Linked DNA regions of Homo sapiens: region 1 is linked to region 2. Evidence: read pairs that join two places in POLR2A ChIA-PET (ENCODE). Cell type or tissue: Caco-2. All regions are shown on one strand. Links, peaks and the distances in the headings refer to the core of each region. The heading gives the core; the rest is flanking DNA.

Evidence for each region. ChIA-PET counts read pairs that join two places held together with the same protein. Peaks named below come from ENCODE experiments on the same cell type or tissue, not always from the same donor. Only the 100,000 strongest peaks of a DNase experiment are listed, where the experiment ranks them.
Region 1: POLR2A ChIA-PET joins it to region 2 with 10 read pairs; 2 of 35 experiments call an interaction of 5 or more read pairs at or near these places.

Annotation. Positions count from the first base shown.
Region 1 is chr14:91,914,488-91,918,881 of GRCh38, forward strand. All of the region lies in intron 4 of FBLN5 (fibulin 5), which reads right to left. Among named protein-coding and RNA genes, the nearest start is that of FBLN5, 31 kb to the right of the region's middle. In Caco-2, for the core only: no CTCF peak of the experiment used is centred there; no DNase peak of the experiment used is centred there.
Region 2 is chr14:91,729,158-91,733,547 of GRCh38, forward strand. It overlaps CATSPERB (catsper channel auxiliary subunit beta), which reads right to left and starts at 2,929. Exons shown (of 27, transcript NM_024764.4): 1 at 2,773-2,929; 2 at 244-322. The coding sequence starts at 322. In Caco-2, for the core only: no CTCF peak of the experiment used is centred there; no DNase peak of the experiment used is centred there.

The sequences.
Region 1 (4,394 bases), core at 310-4,309, 190 kb after region 2:
AAAAAAAAAAAAAACAACAAATATTAGCTGGGCAGTATAGTACATACCTGTGGTCCCAGATACTTGAGGCCCAGGAGATCAAAGCTGCAGTGAACCATGATCATGCCACTGCATACAGCCTAGGCAACAGAATGAGACTCTCGAAAAAATAAAAAAAGAAAAAAATTTAAACAGAAACAAATCCAAAACATAGAAAGAAAAGAATAAAAAACAGGAATTGATGAAATAAAAGCAAAAGGAAAAGAAAGAGATCGGGGAGAGCAACAAAGCAAAATATTTCTTTTTGAAAACAGCAAACTGATATGACTCTGGCAATATCTGTGTGGTTTTTTTTTTTGTTTTGTTTTGTTTTGTTTTGTTTTTTGTTTTTTAATTAAAGAATTAACACAAGGCTGGGTGCAGTGACTCACACCTGTAATCCCAGCACTTTGGGAGGCTGAGGCAGGCAGATCATCTGAGGTCAGGAGTTTAAGACCAGCCTGACCAACATGGTGAAACCCCATCTCTACTAAAAATTCAAAAATTAGCTGGGTGTGGTGGCGAGCACCTGTAATCCCAGCTACTTAGGAGGCTGAGGCAGGAGAATCACTTGAACCCAGGGAGTGGAGGTTGCAGTGAGCCAAGATCGCACCACTGCACTCCAGCCTGGGCAACAGAGCAAGTTTCTGTCTAAAAAAATAAAAAATAATAAAAAAAAAAGAGTTAGCACAATATTGGGAATGAAAATACAACAGAACTACAAAGTCAGCAAAGATCAAATAGATAACACAAAGAATGGTAAGAAAAAGCTTATGCAAATGAAGCTAAAAACTTATTAAGTAGACAAGTTCTTAGAAAAAGGTAACTATGTAAAACTGACTTAAGAAGAAACAGAAAGTGCAAACAGTCCCCTAACTTTAAGAAATTATATCGTAGCGGCCAAGCACGGTGGCTCACGCCTGTAATCCCAGCACTTTGGGAGGCCAAGGCGGGTGGATCACGAGGTCAGGAGATCGAGACTATCCTGGCTAATATGGTGAAACCCCGTCTCTATTAAAAATACAAAAAAATTAGCCCAGGCGTGGTGGTGGGCACCTGTAGTCCCAGCTACTCAGGAGGCTGAGGCAGGAGAATGGCATGAACCCGGGAGGCGGAGGTTGCAGTGAGCCGATATCACGCCACTGCACTCCAGCCTGGGCGACAGAGCAAGACTCCATCTCAAAAAAAAAAAAAAAAAAAAAAAAAGAAATCATATCAGTAGCTAAAAATCTTCCCACTCACACACCCAAAAATACCAAATCTCAATGATCTTATAGGCAAATTCAAATAAACTTTCCATGAATTGAATTTGAATAAAATTTCCATGAATGACCTAAGGTTAGACCATTCTAACTTTCCAGAGAATAGAAAAGGAACAATATCTCACTCTATCAAGCTTATATGTGGACACCAAAACTAGTAAGAGTAATATTAAAAAAGAAATGTGGCAGGTCATTCTACTTTATAGACATTAATGACAAAAATCCTAAATAAAATGTTAGCCAAACAAATCCAGCAGTATATTGTAAACAAATCATACTATAACATGACCAAAGATAATGATGGTTACATATGGTAAAAATCTACCATTCTTTGCCTTTTATTTTTTGTTGTTCCTAAGGGCAGGATAACAAAGAACAGCTCAAAAGAATTCAGGTGGCCAGGCACGGTGGCTCACGCCTGTAATCACAGCACTTTGGGAGGCCGAGGTAGGTGGATCACTTGAGGCCAGGAGTTTGAGACCAGCCTGGCCAACATGGTGAAACCCCATCTCTACAAAAAGAATACAAAAATTAGCCAGGCCTGGTGGCCGGTGCCTGTAATCCCAGCTACTCAGGAGGCTGAGACAGAGAATCGCTTGAACGTGGGAGGCGGAGGTTGCCGTGAGAGGAGATCGCACCACTGCACTCCTGCCTGGGTGACAGAGCGAGATTCTGTCTCAAAATCAAACAAAAAAGAATTCAGGTGAGGGACTAGGCATTTCTTCAGATGTTCTGTAAAGAGGATTCATGGTATTATCTACCTGATAACTTTCAATGAAAGGGAGAGTTAGTTTTCTTTGGGGGCAGTATCAGTACTTGCTTACCTGAGGACAGGTGAGCAGCTCAGATGGCAGCTCTAGGCCCCTACTTTTGTTACTAGTGACCATCCCCCAATGTCATGGAAGGGTGTGTGTATGACTGAGATAGTGCATCCTTTAGTGAGTGAGTGCATCCTTTGTTATCTGTCACTGTGGGCTCAGAACAAACTTTGGGTCCTTCTGTTTCTTCTCTTTCCATGCAAAAGTTAGGATTCCAGGTACAGCTCTTGCCCTCCCACCATCCAAACTTCCTTCATCCGGTAACAGCACCCTAATTTTCCTTTAAGGAACTGCCTTTCTGCACTTTTGGTCCATGCACGGCAGGTAGCTTTGGACCCACTGCTGGTTCCGGGGTGGGCTTGTGATGTAGGCTTGCTAAATCAAAGCCCATGGGTTGCTAGTCATTGTGACGAACTCAGGGATGGGCTTGTGACCCATGCTGGCTACTAGAGCCCAACTATGACCTTTTGCCAGAGCTCGAGATTAAGGCAATCTCTCTGGGTTGTTAAACTAGAAAGACATAAGCCTGGAGCTGCCAGCGGCCTCCACTTGAGAGATCCTGCCCTGAGAATGAAGAAGCCTATGTTTTAGAGATAGTCATTGGAGAGAGAGAAAAAAATGAAGGCCATATGACACTACTTAAGCCCTTGCCCTCAGGCATGTCTGAAGCTAGTTCTACTTCTCAGCTTTCAGTTATGAAAAAACAAATTAGGCTGGGTGTGGTGGCTCACGCCTGTAATCCCAGCACTTTGGGAGGCCGAGGTGGGTGGATCACAAGGTCAGGAATTCAAGACCAGCCTGACCAATATAGTGAAACATGTCTCCACTAAAAATACACACATTAGCTGGGCATGGTGGCGTGCAACTGTAGTCCCAGCTACTCGGGAGGCTGAGACAGGAGAATTGCTTAAATGCGGGAGGTAGAGGTTGCAGTGAGCCAAGATCAAGCCACTGCGCTCCAGCCTGGGTGACAGAGTGAGACTCCATCTCAAAAAAAAAAAAAAAAAAAAAAAAAGAAAGAAAGAAAAAACAAAATACGTTTAGGTAGTTTATTGTTGTTTTGCTTAAGCTACTTGGAGCTGGGTTTCTGTCAGTTGCAATCAAAAAGTCCTGATGACTAATACACTGAATTTAATCAAATTTCCCTATAGCTTTATGGAGACACAGAGTCCTAATGTTGGCATTTGCTTCATCAAAAGCCACAGCACCAAGAGTAACAAGTGAATGTATTTCACTTTAAAAGGTAAATGAGAAATTTGCTCTATGTTCCTAGAAATCTCTGCAGAGCACGCCAGTCTAAAGTTGCCCTTCTTAACCTTTTTCATGTTGAGGCACACATAGAACATTACACAAGTGTGTAAGGTACAATGGAATGGGCAAATTGGCCCAAGGACTAAGCCTCCCTCTGAAGCCCCTGCCCCCCAACCCAAGAGCTGAAGAGATCAATATCCAGGCACCTGTACCACCCATGAACCAGTTGGGAGTGTCACATCTAGAATAAGGTAAAGGTGGGAGGTCAGGGAAGCTGTTTCAAGGGACAGTCCTCAAATGAGTCCTCTCATAACAAGATGGGTGACCTGCCTCATCTGATGGTACATTCCTCATCCTCCACATACCATTTGGGAACAAAGTGCTTCTAAGTGATTCGAAGCTTTTCAGAATCAGCCTGCCAAAACCCAGCTGTTTCTGCATAGTCAGGCTTTCTGGAGTGTGTGGCTCTGGATTTGTGGGAAGGACCCCAGCTCTGCTGAAACTGCTCTTGCTCTCTACAGCAGACCCAGATTTTCAGCCAAGAAACAAGAGGGCAGAAGGTCAGGGGACTGGGGGCGGAAGGAGGAGTATCCATAGAGCTGAGCCAAAAGAATGCCATTATTTAAGATATGATTGAAGAGTCTCTCCAAGACTGGCCAAAAGAGGAATTCGATTTGAACTCTGGGGGCTTAAGAATGCTGAGCACCCAGTTTGTAGATTCTTCTGTTGACCTACTGGGGCCAAACAAGGATGGAAGGATGGAAAGAGCATCTTTTCTTTATAAATCCAGTAGCTTGACTTTGTCTACGAGTGCACAAAATCTAAGGAAAGGCATGTTGCTGTTGCTGTTTTCTAACAACCTCATCTTCCTGTTTATCCAGCACTTATTACCCAACTTTCTTGGACAGCTGACCTATCAACAAGCCAGCAAACATTATTGACCCTGTTCTATCTGCAAGACAGGAGATAGGGGATATGAAAGAGACATAAAGATAACAGGACACGAAGCTTTAATGAGTAAGTGGCACAAGCACATTCCTAAGTC
Region 2 (4,390 bases), core at 1-4,000:
GTGAAACCCCATCTCTACTAAAAATACAAAAATTAGCCAGGCGTGGTGGTGGGCACCTGTAATCCCAGGTACTCGGGATATTAGAAGCCTCTAGACCAGAGTATAATTGACAATATTGGGAAACAATTGGAAGATAAGATAAAGAAGAAATACTAAAAGAAAAATTTTTTACTGTAAATAAGGAAGAGACACAAATAAGAACTCCTGAGAAGGAAATAGAGAGTAAGATGGTCTGAAACTTACCTTTATTATATACTATTCCTGATGAAAATTCAAATATGTTCAAAAGCAAAACTGAAACATATATAAGTGGCGATTCCATCTGTTGGAATAAATAAGAATTATTTTCACTCAATTTCTGAACATATTTTTGAATTCCTTTTGCTATAAACAACTACAAAGTAGTAAAGAAATAATCTCAATATTCTTAATATTTCACACTGTGTGACAAAAGCAGACAACACAACAGTTGCCTAAACTCTAAATTTACTCCCTACTTGGTATTAAAGGTAAATTTATAGGTATAATTATTACAAACTAGAAAAAGAGATGTGGCTCAGGTTTTCCTTCAGTAGGTAACCTTTAGAGAGGTGAGATCAGTTACACAGCTATGTAAAACAGAGCCTGAACTGATGAAGACTCTGAGGATGATACAGCTGTAACTTAATCTAATATTTTGACAACGTTGCTTTTGGGGAAGACAATTCACATGGTCCTGAGTTTCCCTGCACATTCTCGTTGAGTGTGCCAAGAATGCAAGGCCCTGGATGGTGTTCATCTCAGGCTTGTGTTTTGTAGCCACCAGCCTTGAGGGATGAGGTAAGGCACCCTGGACAACAGCAGGCTTGTTTCCATGGTGAATTGCTTAATCTCACTGTACCTCTCCTGTAATGCACTCCACTACGTGTATAAGCATCCATTATGGGCTCAATTTTCTACCCTCAAAATTCTGAAGTTGAAATCCTAACCACCCTTACCTCAGAAGGCAATCATGTTTGGAGATAGGATTTTTAAACAGGTGATGAAGTGAAAATGAAGTCATTAGGGTGGGCCCTCATCCAATAGGACTGGTGTCCTCAGAGAAGAGGAAATTTGGACATAGGCAGGGTGAAGTGAAGACACAGAGGGAAGACATTCAGAGGGAAGATGAAGGGAAGACACAGGAAGAAGACAGCCAGCCACCTATAAACTCAGGAGAGACGCATGAACAGTTCCTTCCTCATGGCCCTCAGAAGGAATTAACCCTACAGACACCTTGATCTCAGATTTCTAGCCTCCAGAACTGTGAGAAAATAAATTTCTGTTGTTTAAGCCACCCAGTGTATGGGCCTTTGTTATGGCAGCCCTAGAAAACTAACACAGCATCCATGATGAATTTCACCTCTAAGGAACTTGGGGGACAGGAGGTACTGGAGTGAGCAACCTGTGGACACTCTGGCTACTGCTTTTGCTATTAGTAATAAAGTCCTTCGTCTCTGACCTAGGAGTCTTGTGTCTTTTGCCAGCATCCAAGAAAACAGAAACATACTAATTTGCCAACTCTAAGTGGAATAAAATCTCAGAACTTTGTGCAGTTCCTGACAACTGCTGAGTAAATTAAATGTAACTGGTGTTTTTCCTTCATCAAAACTGACTTGCTTATTAAATACATTTAATTGACAATAGAAAGCTCAAACAGTTTGATTTTTTTGAATTCATTCTTATCACATTAACAGGGGAGAACTGAAGGTTTTTAGTGCATTTTTAAAAATCATCTGAGAAAACAACTTGTTTTCACAAGGTAAGAGGAAACAAATGGTAGATTAAAATTCTGTCGGCATGGTGCAATGCTCAAGTATATTTTTGGTGTAAGAACGAATTTAACATTAAGTGGAGACATTATCACAGTTAAACTCTGAAAATAGTCCCTTTACCAGAAAAATCTTATATCACTTTGCTAAACATTCAAATTAAATGATACAACACCATTATTAGAATCTTTATGCCTCTTCATGGGTCACCTGTGCAAACTCGAGAGAGTTAGTATGAAGCACGTGGTGGAAATTCTGGTTTTAATGTCAGCAAGCTTGTTCTGCAAGCTTTCTTATCTGCCATCCTGCAAGCTCAAGAATTTCTGCTACCTACTGGTTTCTTTAATTCTTTGGGGCATAGTTCCAGTCTCATTCTTCTTATTTTCCCTTCAATATTACAACTTTTCCTTATTTGATACTATCTTCTTTCAACTTTCAGCTCATAGTTAGAGTAAAAACATAGACTTTAGCCTAAGACGAAGTCTGTCCATCGAAATATTTGATTTTTAGCAAGCTATTTAACTTCTTGGAGTTCATATTCTATTCAGTAAAATGGGGATAACAGGCACTTCACAGTGTTGTTGTGAGAATTAAATGAAAAATACCTTAAAACATCTAACATATTCTATACAGAATAAGCACTTGACAAGTATTACTTCTGAATTCCATATCTCCATACACTGCAGCAACTTCTTTTTCCTCATCACACTCCCCTACTGACCTACTTAGCAGTTAAATTACCCCCAGTTATCATTCCTTTGTAATTATTATAAGTTTTACATAATTACTGGATACAAGTCATGTATCTGGGCATTTTCTCTTCTCTGGCACTAAATAAACATTGGGAATTGCCCCATTGAAGGAAGCTATTTCCTCCCCCAGTTGGTTCATTTATAGTTACTCCATTATTATGGAATAGTGATCACATTATAAATTCATACTCCAGCAGGGTCCTTATTTTAATATTTTTTACTGTAATTACCTCTTTAGGAGATGCGCAACTAGTTGTGTTCTTCTTTTTTATATTTTTTCTCAGTTTTCTTCCATATAGACTGAGAAGAAAGACCCAAAGTCAGGAGCCAAGTTTTCCCTGTTGACTGGCTTAGCACTCTAGTCACCTTTGGTAACAGCCAATCAGCAGCTACCAAGTACAGAAGCATGCTTAGAAAATCTAAAGGACAGGCAGTTGGAATTTCCAACTAACTGCCTCTTTCAGAGCACCACAGGCCATTTTCTTTAAAAACCGATGAGAGGTGGAGGTTCTCCAAACCTTCCATCTTTAATATAGCATTTATCTAGGAAGGATCAGAAACCTACATATGATTATCTATAAAACACTTCAATGATCATACGATCATTGAATGCCTGGGGAAAAACATAAATGCTAAAAGCTCATGCTAACTGCATATAATAAGGTTTAAAAGGAGGCAATCTCTCAAAGGGGAGGAGCTTCATAACTGGGTCTTTAAGGAAGACTGGGACTTAAAAAAAATAGAGAAGGCCTTATTGACAGGTAAACAAGACAAGCAAATACACAAAGCACAAAGTTAGAAATGAGCTGTGGACGCATGGAAACAGTGAGACCAAATGGCATGCCAGTTTGTCCTCCGTATTCATGTTGTGTGACTGTCCTTGATGTGGTTGTATGTGCTCACTAAGGCTGCCTTTGACTGAGTACCGAGTGAGCTGAGCTTGAACCTTTCTGTCTTACCCAGCGCCCTGACTAGTCATGAATGGTCACAGAGGCTGACACATACTTTTTGATAATCATGATAATAAAACGTGTTTTATACTCAGGTTGTCCTTCAGAAGTCCCTTCACATGGCCATGTAAAACCTGCTTTACCCTCATATCCTGAAATATGTCTGGTATCTGGGTTTAATCTATTCCTGGAAGAGCCCGCATCAGAAATATATTTCTCTCACCCTTTCTGGTGACCTTGACCTAAAGAAGAACCTGAAACAGTGTGCAAAACACAACAAAATATATTTCCTTATAAAGACTCAGTTCCCAGAAACTTGGAGCTCTCTTTTTTTGTTGCCTGTTTCCCACTAGGGAAGGCAATAAAGCTTTTATGGAAGAAGATGTAGCTTTCAGTTACCATAGCAACACTGCTACACATTAAAAAAAAGTCTGAGCAATACTGAAGGTACACATTGAGAGCTCTAAAAAGAATGATGAAGCAGGTGACATTTGCCTTCTTTCTCCCCAGCAACCTCTTAGTTTTCTTTTCCTCATTTGCCCCCACATTTTGTTTCCTAACTTACGAAAGAGTAAAGGATCTGTTTTCAATCACAGTCACTGATGAATTACACTTTGATGTGAGTACCAAGACTACTCCCACAGTAGGTGATTCATCTGTAACAGTGGAATGAAAGGGGTTCTTCTGCCTGAAAAACAAATTATGCACTGGGCTTCCGTCTAGTCAGGAGGATAGGGGGCAAGGCAATGGGCTGATTGAAAGAAGGATGACTTTGACTTTTTTTGTAATTTTTTGCTGGCTATAACAGGGCTTATTATGTGTGAAAAATGAAAACAAGTATAGAGAAATCAATTACGCATAAATCAACAACCAGATATAACCACTGTGGACATTTTGA